Linked DNA regions of Homo sapiens: regions 2 and 3 are each linked to region 1. Evidence: chromatin contacts called from ENCODE Hi-C data. All regions are on one chromosome and are shown on one strand. Each heading gives the region's core, a stretch centred on a gene start or an enhancer-like site at or near the end of the contact. The rest is flanking DNA. Distances are from core to core; before and after follow the strand shown.

What was found. A loop is a pair of places that touch in the nucleus more often than their neighbours do. Pooled maps may share reads with other maps.
Region 2: a map of naive thymus-derived CD4-positive, alpha-beta T cell shows a loop between it and region 1 (16-fold over the local background). The contact joins the promoter of LINC01097 here to the promoter of HMX1 in region 1. A Hi-C loop is called at or near these places in 1 of 168 maps with a recorded cell type or tissue (naive thymus-derived CD4-positive, alpha-beta T cell), 1 of 37 single-sample maps with no recorded cell type and 1 of 50 pooled maps.
Region 3: a map of dorsolateral prefrontal cortex shows a loop between it and region 1 (8-fold over the local background). The contact joins the promoter of MSX1 here to the promoter of HMX1 in region 1. A Hi-C loop is called at or near these places in 1 of 168 maps with a recorded cell type or tissue (dorsolateral prefrontal cortex), 4 of 37 single-sample maps with no recorded cell type and 5 of 50 pooled maps.

The regions. Positions count from the first base shown.
Region 1 is chr4:8,870,539-8,873,115 of GRCh38, reverse strand. HMX1 (H6 family homeobox 1) reads left to right here and starts at 1,277. Exons shown (of 2, transcript NM_018942.3): 1 at 1,277-1,895. The coding sequence starts at 1,502.
Region 2 is chr4:13,530,138-13,532,714 of GRCh38, reverse strand. It overlaps LINC01097 (long intergenic non-protein coding RNA 1097), which reads left to right and starts at 1,298. Exons shown (of 4, transcript NR_034054.1): 1 at 1,298-1,567.
Region 3 is chr4:4,858,386-4,860,962 of GRCh38, reverse strand. It overlaps MSX1 (msh homeobox 1), which reads right to left and starts at 1,298. Exons shown (of 2, transcript NM_002448.3): 1 at 595-1,298. The coding sequence starts at 1,063. RefSeq lists silencers at 707-1,146, 1,157-1,396, 1,417-1,476.

The DNA.
Region 1 (2,577 bases), core at 28-2,527:
TTCCAGGCTTGCCGGAGCCACCTACCCTCTGGGGGAGTCTCTTCTCTCTTCTCCCGTCAGTTTTCTCCGCTGAAAAATGGGGGCGATGCTCCCTCCACCGTGCTTTTTTGGAAGAATTAAACAAAGCGGAAGCCCCAGGCCTGCGGTCACCTCCGGGAACGCGGGCGGTACTCGGGTGGAGAGGGGCCCGGGGCTGGCCCTGGGAGGATGGATGTATCTCTGCGAAATAACTCGCATCGGGTGAAGCCGGCTTAACCCGCGCGTCCGCGCAGTGACCTAATGTAGGTAAGTCTGAAGTCGACGCCGGAACGGAGACAGCTCCAGGGTGCGTTATGTTCCCGAACTTCCCGCTGCAGATATGGGAGGACCTCCCCACCCCTTTAGAGCGAAGAAACGGAGGCACAACGAGGGAAGGGGCCTGCCCCCAAGACCTTCGCCCAGGGCAGAGGCTGGGCCAAAAGCTCCCACCCCCTTCTAAGGCCCTGGCTTCCCCTGGAGCGGGCGGTGGGGGTGCTGGCGCGGTGAAGACCTGCTTGGTAACATCGAGCGGGCTGCCAGCGGAGCCCTGTGGTTGCACTTCCTTACATACTGGTACCGAGCCCGGGAACTGAAGAGTTCTACCGAACTACAGTTGGCATTGAAAGCATCTTTCCTTAAGTGCAAATATTAAGATATGCCACATTTCGCAGTCCTGTTTTGGCAGTGTTCCCATTTTTAAATTACACACAAAGTCTTAAATAAAAAAATGTGGCCCAGCCTCTTGCAGTTTCTTGGGAGCCCCGGGGTCTCCACGCCGCCCTCCACACACACACAGCCATTCAAACGCACACTCGTGCACACACCACGCGCGCGCACACACACAGTTACTCACGGTCGGTCCAACACCCTCCTCGCAGCGGGGTAATTACGGCTCTGGCCGGACGGTGATTGGCCAGCCCGTTCCTCATCGGGGCCCCACAGCCAATGGGTGGCCGCTCAGCCCAGGCCCCGCCCCCACGGAGCGGGTGGCGCGGGACGGGGGAACTGATCACGCGGGATCGGACCCGGCGCGACCCCCCGCCTGCGCCCGGGGCCGCCCGCCCTCGGCTGCGCCGCTGCCCGCGCGCTCAGGTCTGGGCAGCGTCTCCCGGCAGCGGCCGCGCTCGGGGCCGGCGCAGCGTCCTCGGGGCTCAGCGGGCCGCCCTCCCGGCCCAGCCCGCGACCCCCCGCCCCTGCTGGCCCCTCCCCCTCCCCGCCCCCAGTGAGGCCGCCCCGGCGGCGACCAGAACGGCGACCTGAAAGGCGAGCCAGGCGGCTGCCCGATCAGCTGTCGGCGCGCACTCGCTCCCGGCCCGGCCCAGCCCAGCCCGGCGCGGAGGCCGCCGCCTGCCCTGCGGGGCCCGACGCCAGCGGTCCGGGTAGCAGCTCCAGGGCCGGCCCGCGCGTGCGCCCGGGAGCCGCGCGCCACCATCCCCAGCGGGGACCGAGGAGCCCGGCCGAGCCCGAGAAGCCCGCGGCCGCGATGCCTGACGAGCTGACGGAGCCCGGGCGCGCCACGCCGGCCCGCGCCTCCTCCTTCCTCATCGAGAACCTGCTGGCGGCCGAGGCCAAGGGCGCAGGGCGCGCGACCCAGGGCGACGGCAGCCGGGAGGACGAGGAGGAGGACGACGACGACCCCGAAGACGAGGACGCCGAGCAGGCGCGGCGGCGACGGCTACAGCGGCGGCGACAGTTGCTCGCGGGCACCGGGCCCGGCGGGGAGGCGCGGGCCCGTGCGCTGCTCGGGCCGGGCGCGCTGGGCCTCGGTCCTCGGCCGCCCCCCGGTCCCGGGCCGCCCTTCGCTCTGGGCTGCGGAGGCGCAGCGCGCTGGTACCCACGGGCGCACGGTGGCTATGGAGGCGGCCTCAGTCCTGACAGTGAGTGAGGGCGCGGGGAGGGTGGGTCAGGCGGTGGGGCCCGACTTCCTCCCTGCGCATTTGCTGGGGGACTTCGGGCTCGTCGCCGCCCGTTCTGGGCCATCCTCTCCCTTCTGTGGAACGGCGTCTGGGCCTTGTGGGGCCCCCAGGAGCCCCTGGTTGGGCTGGTTTGGAGGCCCACCCTCTGGGGCAGGAGCTCCGCTAACGAGGAGGTTTTGCAGGCCATAGCTTCACCCATTGCCGGGCTCCTCCGGTCCCAGGGAGGCTGGGGACAGGGGACAACAGGAGGCCAAAGAAAAAAGAAAGGAGAGTGAAAGAGGATAGGGAAAGATACAGGAGAAGGCGAAAGAGGCTGAGAAAGAAAATGGGAGGATGGAGGAAGAAAGGAATGTGCTGCGGGAGAGAGAATGGGGTGGGGGGAGGGGAAGATGCAGGAAAAAGAAACCCAAGAGTGATCCGAGAGAGAAAAGAGGAGGAAGAGATGGAGGGAAAGGGAGACAAAGTAGCATCAGACGTGGAAAAATAAAAGGGGGCATTGAGCAGAGGGTGCAGTGTTGTGGGGGTGGGGCCGGGGAGGGGAGCCATCTAACATGGCAGCTGTGCCCCCCCAGAGTCCTGTTTCCTCTGTGCCCGCTGCAGACAGCCTGGGGCAGGGGCCTGGGTCTCCCTCTTGGTCCTTGAG
Region 2 (2,577 bases), core at 49-2,548, 4.7 Mb before region 1:
AGGCAATGAAAGCTTCCTCCTGAAAAATCCCCATTGAAACAGAGGTGGATTTGGAGCCAGGCTTTCCTGAAGACCTAGTTCACAGTTCTTTGCTGAAAAAATGAATACCTCCGTTTCCAAATACAAAGATGGGGTAGTGAAAGAATTACATGCTTCTTGAGTATTTGGCACCACTAAATACTTGTAGCCTAGCTGATAATAAGTTTTGCAAAGTTAAACAAGGACATGTACCATTTAAAAAATATATTTACGAAGATGGTAAGAGGTGGACAGAAAGTGTGGAGAGACTGTAACAACAGCCCAAACAGTGAGAAGTCAGCCCCCACTGGAAACCTTCTTTGAAGTAATAGGTTATGTGTATCCCATCTGCAACTGCAATTGTGGTTTAAAAATAAATTCAATATATAGGCTTTTAAGGTTTAGAAAAGAAATACATTGAGGGGGAGCTTCATTTTCCAGGGCATTCCCTCTGTCCAAAAGAATCTGCAGAAGAATTTTTAAAAACAATTCTTTCCTAAGATGTCTAATATTTTATTTATATTATTAATTGTTTTCCATGAAATACTGCCTGCAGTGAGGCACTTCCTAAATACACTTGTCTCATTTATAAGAGGCTTGAGCCCTGCTGTCAGGGCTCAGGCCTGAGGAGAATTCAAGCCAAGCACACATTGGGAAGGTGGCCACAGGATGCAGGAAGGAGAATTGGAGTCCTATCCTTCAAAAGGTGGCCAGCCAGGGGAAAATCTCAACAATGAGCTCCGAGGAAATGCGTAAACAGAGATTTCTTTAAAGAGAAAAATCTTTGTTGTGAAATCCTTGTCTGTTCTCTCTTTCCTTCTTTCTTTGCTCGTTCATTTATTTAGTGCTCAGATATTCAGCAAAAGTAGCTGAAAGCCTACTCTGTGCCAGGGATGCAGAGAAGAAAGATTGCCCGCTTGGTGGAGTTTACAGTCTAGTGGGAGACAAGAAATGGCAGTGCCAAAAGAAAAATAAAATATGCTGCGGATTAGCGCCTGTGAGGCGCAGTATTATTTAGGGAGTTAGTGAAGGAAGGTCACTGGAATATCAGATGTTTGTAAGAGCGCTTTTCGTGGCTGCCGATCCTAAGGCCATGTCACTATCTCTCTGTCTCCATGTCTGCCTGACTGATCGTCGCTATCCTGGACTTAGTCTCTGTCCCTCTGTGTCCCTACGTTTCAGTCCTGATTCGCTGGTTGCCAAAGGCAGGGCGGTGGGGGCAGAGGCCAGGCCCCAGCTCTAGGTGCTAGCCGTTCCTCCTTACCCCGCCCCCTTTCTTAACGACCGGGCCTCTTCCGGAGGCCTGCGGCAGAGTCGCCTAAGCATTTGAATGGACCTCAGCCCTAGGACCCTGGCGCCCTCGGAAACCGGATCTGAGGTCCGGATCACTAACGTTCAGAGATGCAAGGGAAGCCGAGAAGTTGCCGAAAGGGCCTGAGAGCTGCTTCTCCTTCTCCCTGGGCAGCAAACCTCCAAGCCTGTGCGGGCCAATCTTTGCATCCTGGTAACCAGCGCTTTATTTAGCGCCTAATCGCTTTCCTGTCCTGCAGTAAGTGCTTTCCATGAATTATTTCATTCATTCCTTCCAGCAGCTCAACTTCCATTACCCCACTTTGGGGATCAACACTACCCTGGCCGCGGCTATTTCCGGTGGAGCTGGGGTTCGAACCTAGTCTGTCTGGCTCCAAACTACTCAGCGCGGGCCACACGTGCGTTGGTTTCCCCAGGCAGCGATAAGGGTACCATTTACACAGGAGAAAAATGAGGCCCGGAGAGAGTAAGTGACTAAATGGGCATCAATGTTATGTCAGGCACAGAGCTGAATGTTTTACCTTTAGCGCATTTCATTTTCCTGAGCCCTTTGAGAGGTGGAATTTGAGGGCCCATAGGAACCATGAAAAAGCCAGATAGAAGACTTGGTGGGTTGAAGCCTTGCAGCTCCAAATGGCAGAGTGGTGAACAGGCTTTGGTGGCAGGGCCAGGCTTATCTTCCACTTCTGCTTCTTCCCAGCTTCCAGACCCTTGGAGGAGTTCCCTAAACTCAGGCCCTCATTCTCCCCAAGGAATAAGGAGACTCATAGGTTGGCTTGGAGATAAAAGGAGATAACGTAGTTAAAGCCCTTTGGAGTGGGTGCATGGCACAGAGCAAGCTCTTAAAAGATGATCAGGCACACAAGGCTGGATGGAACCCGCCTTTCTAGACCCTGCTCAGCCTCTTCTTCCCTTCCTTCCTATCTGCAGAAGAGGGAGATGATCTTTCCAAAACTCCCTACTGTGAATAGTAAATGGCTTTTTTTTTTTTTTTTTTGTCTCCAGTGGAGACCGGGGCAGCAGCCTGAAAGGGAAGGCTTTTAATCCTGGCTTCATTTACCACGTGCCACTCCTTGGTGACAGTGCAGATCCTAGTGTGCAGGTAGCTCTGGCGGGCCTCACAGGCAAGGCGGAGGACCCAGGGCCGTTCCTCCTACCTGGGGTGACAGGAAGGAGGGTACAAGGCCCAGCAAGGCACATCAGTTGCTCCGTGCTCACCCTCCTCAGTTTCAGAGATTCTGGCCTCCT
Region 3 (2,577 bases), core at 49-2,548, 4.0 Mb after region 1:
CCTTCCCCTAATTGACTTGGTGCCCCGCCCCCTCCACTGGAACCTGAATGTCCCCACCCCTGAATCATCCATCCGCCCAAAGCACCAACTATCTGCCTCAAACTCAAAGGGCATGGGGAGGTAGAATTCTGTAGGAGCTTCGGAACCTCTAGGCAAAGAGGTACTTGAAAGGGAAGAGGGGCTGGGGGACACCAGCTCCTACTGCGAGAAAGTGAAACTCCGGGTGCAGGGAAGATACCGCACCACACACATTCATCCGCTGGGGTGAAGCCGATGAAACAGAGTTTGGGATCAGATGAGGGATCATGGACCCCTGAGGTCGTTTGGTGGGGGCAGGAGGACAGGGTGCCCAGACATCGGTGTCCTATCCGTTAACTCCCACCCGCAGCGTCTCTGGGCCAAGGCGAGGAGGTCTGGAACCTTCTTCCTGGGTGGGAGTGGAGGGAGGCGCAAGACCCGGCCTTGCAGCCCACGGCTCCCTAGCACCGGCTGCAGGTACGCAGGCGCCGGAGGCCACCAGGAGCCCTCGGGTCCCACACCCCACCCGGCCCCCACCCGGCCCCCTCCCTCTGCGCCTGGGTTCTGGCTACTCACTGGCCGGCGGCGGGGAGAAGCGGGGGCTCTGCATCCACGGGGTCCTCTCGGGCTTCTCGGGGCTCTCGGCTTTGACGAGCGCATCTTCTGGCAGCTTGAGGAGTCCCCCCACCGAGAAATGGCCGAGCGGCCGCGGCGAAGAGGGCGCGTCCGGGGCTCCCAGCGACCCCGGCGGGACGCCCAGTGGCTGCGCCGAGCCACCCGCCGCCTGCACGCCCTCGGAGGGCGCCAGGGCGCTCTCCTTGGCCCCCGGCTTCCTGTGGTCGGCCATGAGCGCCTCCACGCTGAAGGGCAGGAGCGAAGGGGACACTTTGGGCTTGGCCCCCTCCTCGTCCGCGCCCATGGCGGCTGCCGTGGCCGCGGCGGCGCTGGGGGCCTGGCCCGCGCCTCCCCCCGCCGGCTTGCCGAAGGCGGAGTCCTCCACTTTGACACCGAGTGGCAAAGAAGTCATGTCAGCAGCCGGGGCCATGCAGAGCCGGGCCCCCCCTTCTGCCGCAGCACTGGCCAGCCGCCGGGCATGGGCTCCGGGCGGGCTGGGAGCGCGGCCGGCCTCTGCGAGCGCCCGGGGCCCTGGCCGGGCGGACCCTCCCGCGCGCGCCTCCCGCCCCTCCCCAGCAGGCCAGCTCCGGCGTGCTGGGCCTGGCCTCCGGTCGCTGCCGCCGCGCAGGCAGAGTTCCCGGGAGCACTCGCCGGCTCCGGGCCCTACCGCGGCTCCCCAGAGAACTTGCTAATAAGGCGAGGCCAGCGGGGCGGCGGCCAATCAGCGCGCGAGGGGGCGGGCCCGGAGCGATCCATTGGGCCGCGCTCCTGGGGACTCGCCCGGAGGCGCGCTGGGCCTGGGGGCACGCAGGGCAGGGCCCAGGCGGCGGAGGGCAGGGGAGGAGAGGGGGTGCCCGGGAAACTTTCCTCTGCGCTGAAGCCCAAGAGGCCCTCTCTGCGGGAGTCCCCTGGGTCTCTATCTTTCTGTGTTCCCGGGGGATTTTCCCTTGTTCTCGTTCCTTCTCTTCTGCCCTCCTCTCCTCCCCTCCCCTCCCCTCCTCAGCCCTCTTTTCCGCTCCTCTTTTTTTCCCCGTCCTTGTTTCTCTCCTCTACTGCTTCTTTTACCTTTCTCTTTAGTCTGTGGCTGGGTTTCCCTGTGCCCCCCTCCACTGTCTGACCCCCCCTCTTCTTCTACCACAATAATTTGAGTTGAGGTTATTTCTTACACATTCCTTTTATATATAGTTTTTAAAATACGCATGGCTATTTATCCTAGGAGAAAGACATACTATTAACTTCTTTTCAAGAAACGAAACAAAACCAAACCTTCATTTTCTTCCTGTTCTGAAATCTTGTAAACTTTACCTCGAGGTAAAAGTGGGCCTTTGTCTCTAACTTAGAGCTGGAGTAAACCTTGCGGGAAGAAGCTAGCTTCCTGTAGTGCCAAGGATGTGAGAATACGTAAGATTATCTAGAATCTGCAGTCGGTTTTCATACACGATGTGTATTCCCCCCCCCCCACCCTCGCTCTGAACTTCTGTCCCAAGGGTCACAACACCTATAGCGCCCGGGCGGGGAAAGGAGCTGCCAGATCCTTTTGATATAGAACTTACTGAAATAAAACCAACAGAATCGTCAATGAAACACCGATCTGGCCTTAAGGTGACCTCAAACAACGCGTCCTCGGAAACAATGACATGTCCCTATCTCTGGGCCGCTGATCCTGGAGGGGAGAGGCACATTTGGGGGAGGGGGCTGGGAAAAGAGGAAAGTTCCTGGAGGTGGACTCTAGTGTGGGACTTGAGAACTCTTCTTTTGCCAATTTCGGAGAAAACGTGATTTAATGTTTGCTGTTAATAATAATAATAATAATAAAGACAGAAAAAATGAGTTGGGGTCAGGGGAGATGCAAGATCTGCCTGAAGCGGGGTCGGGGCTTGGCCATTTTCTGCGCCTGTCGCTTTATGGCCTCTCCTCCTGCGGCCCAGGCCAGCGGCTCTCAGG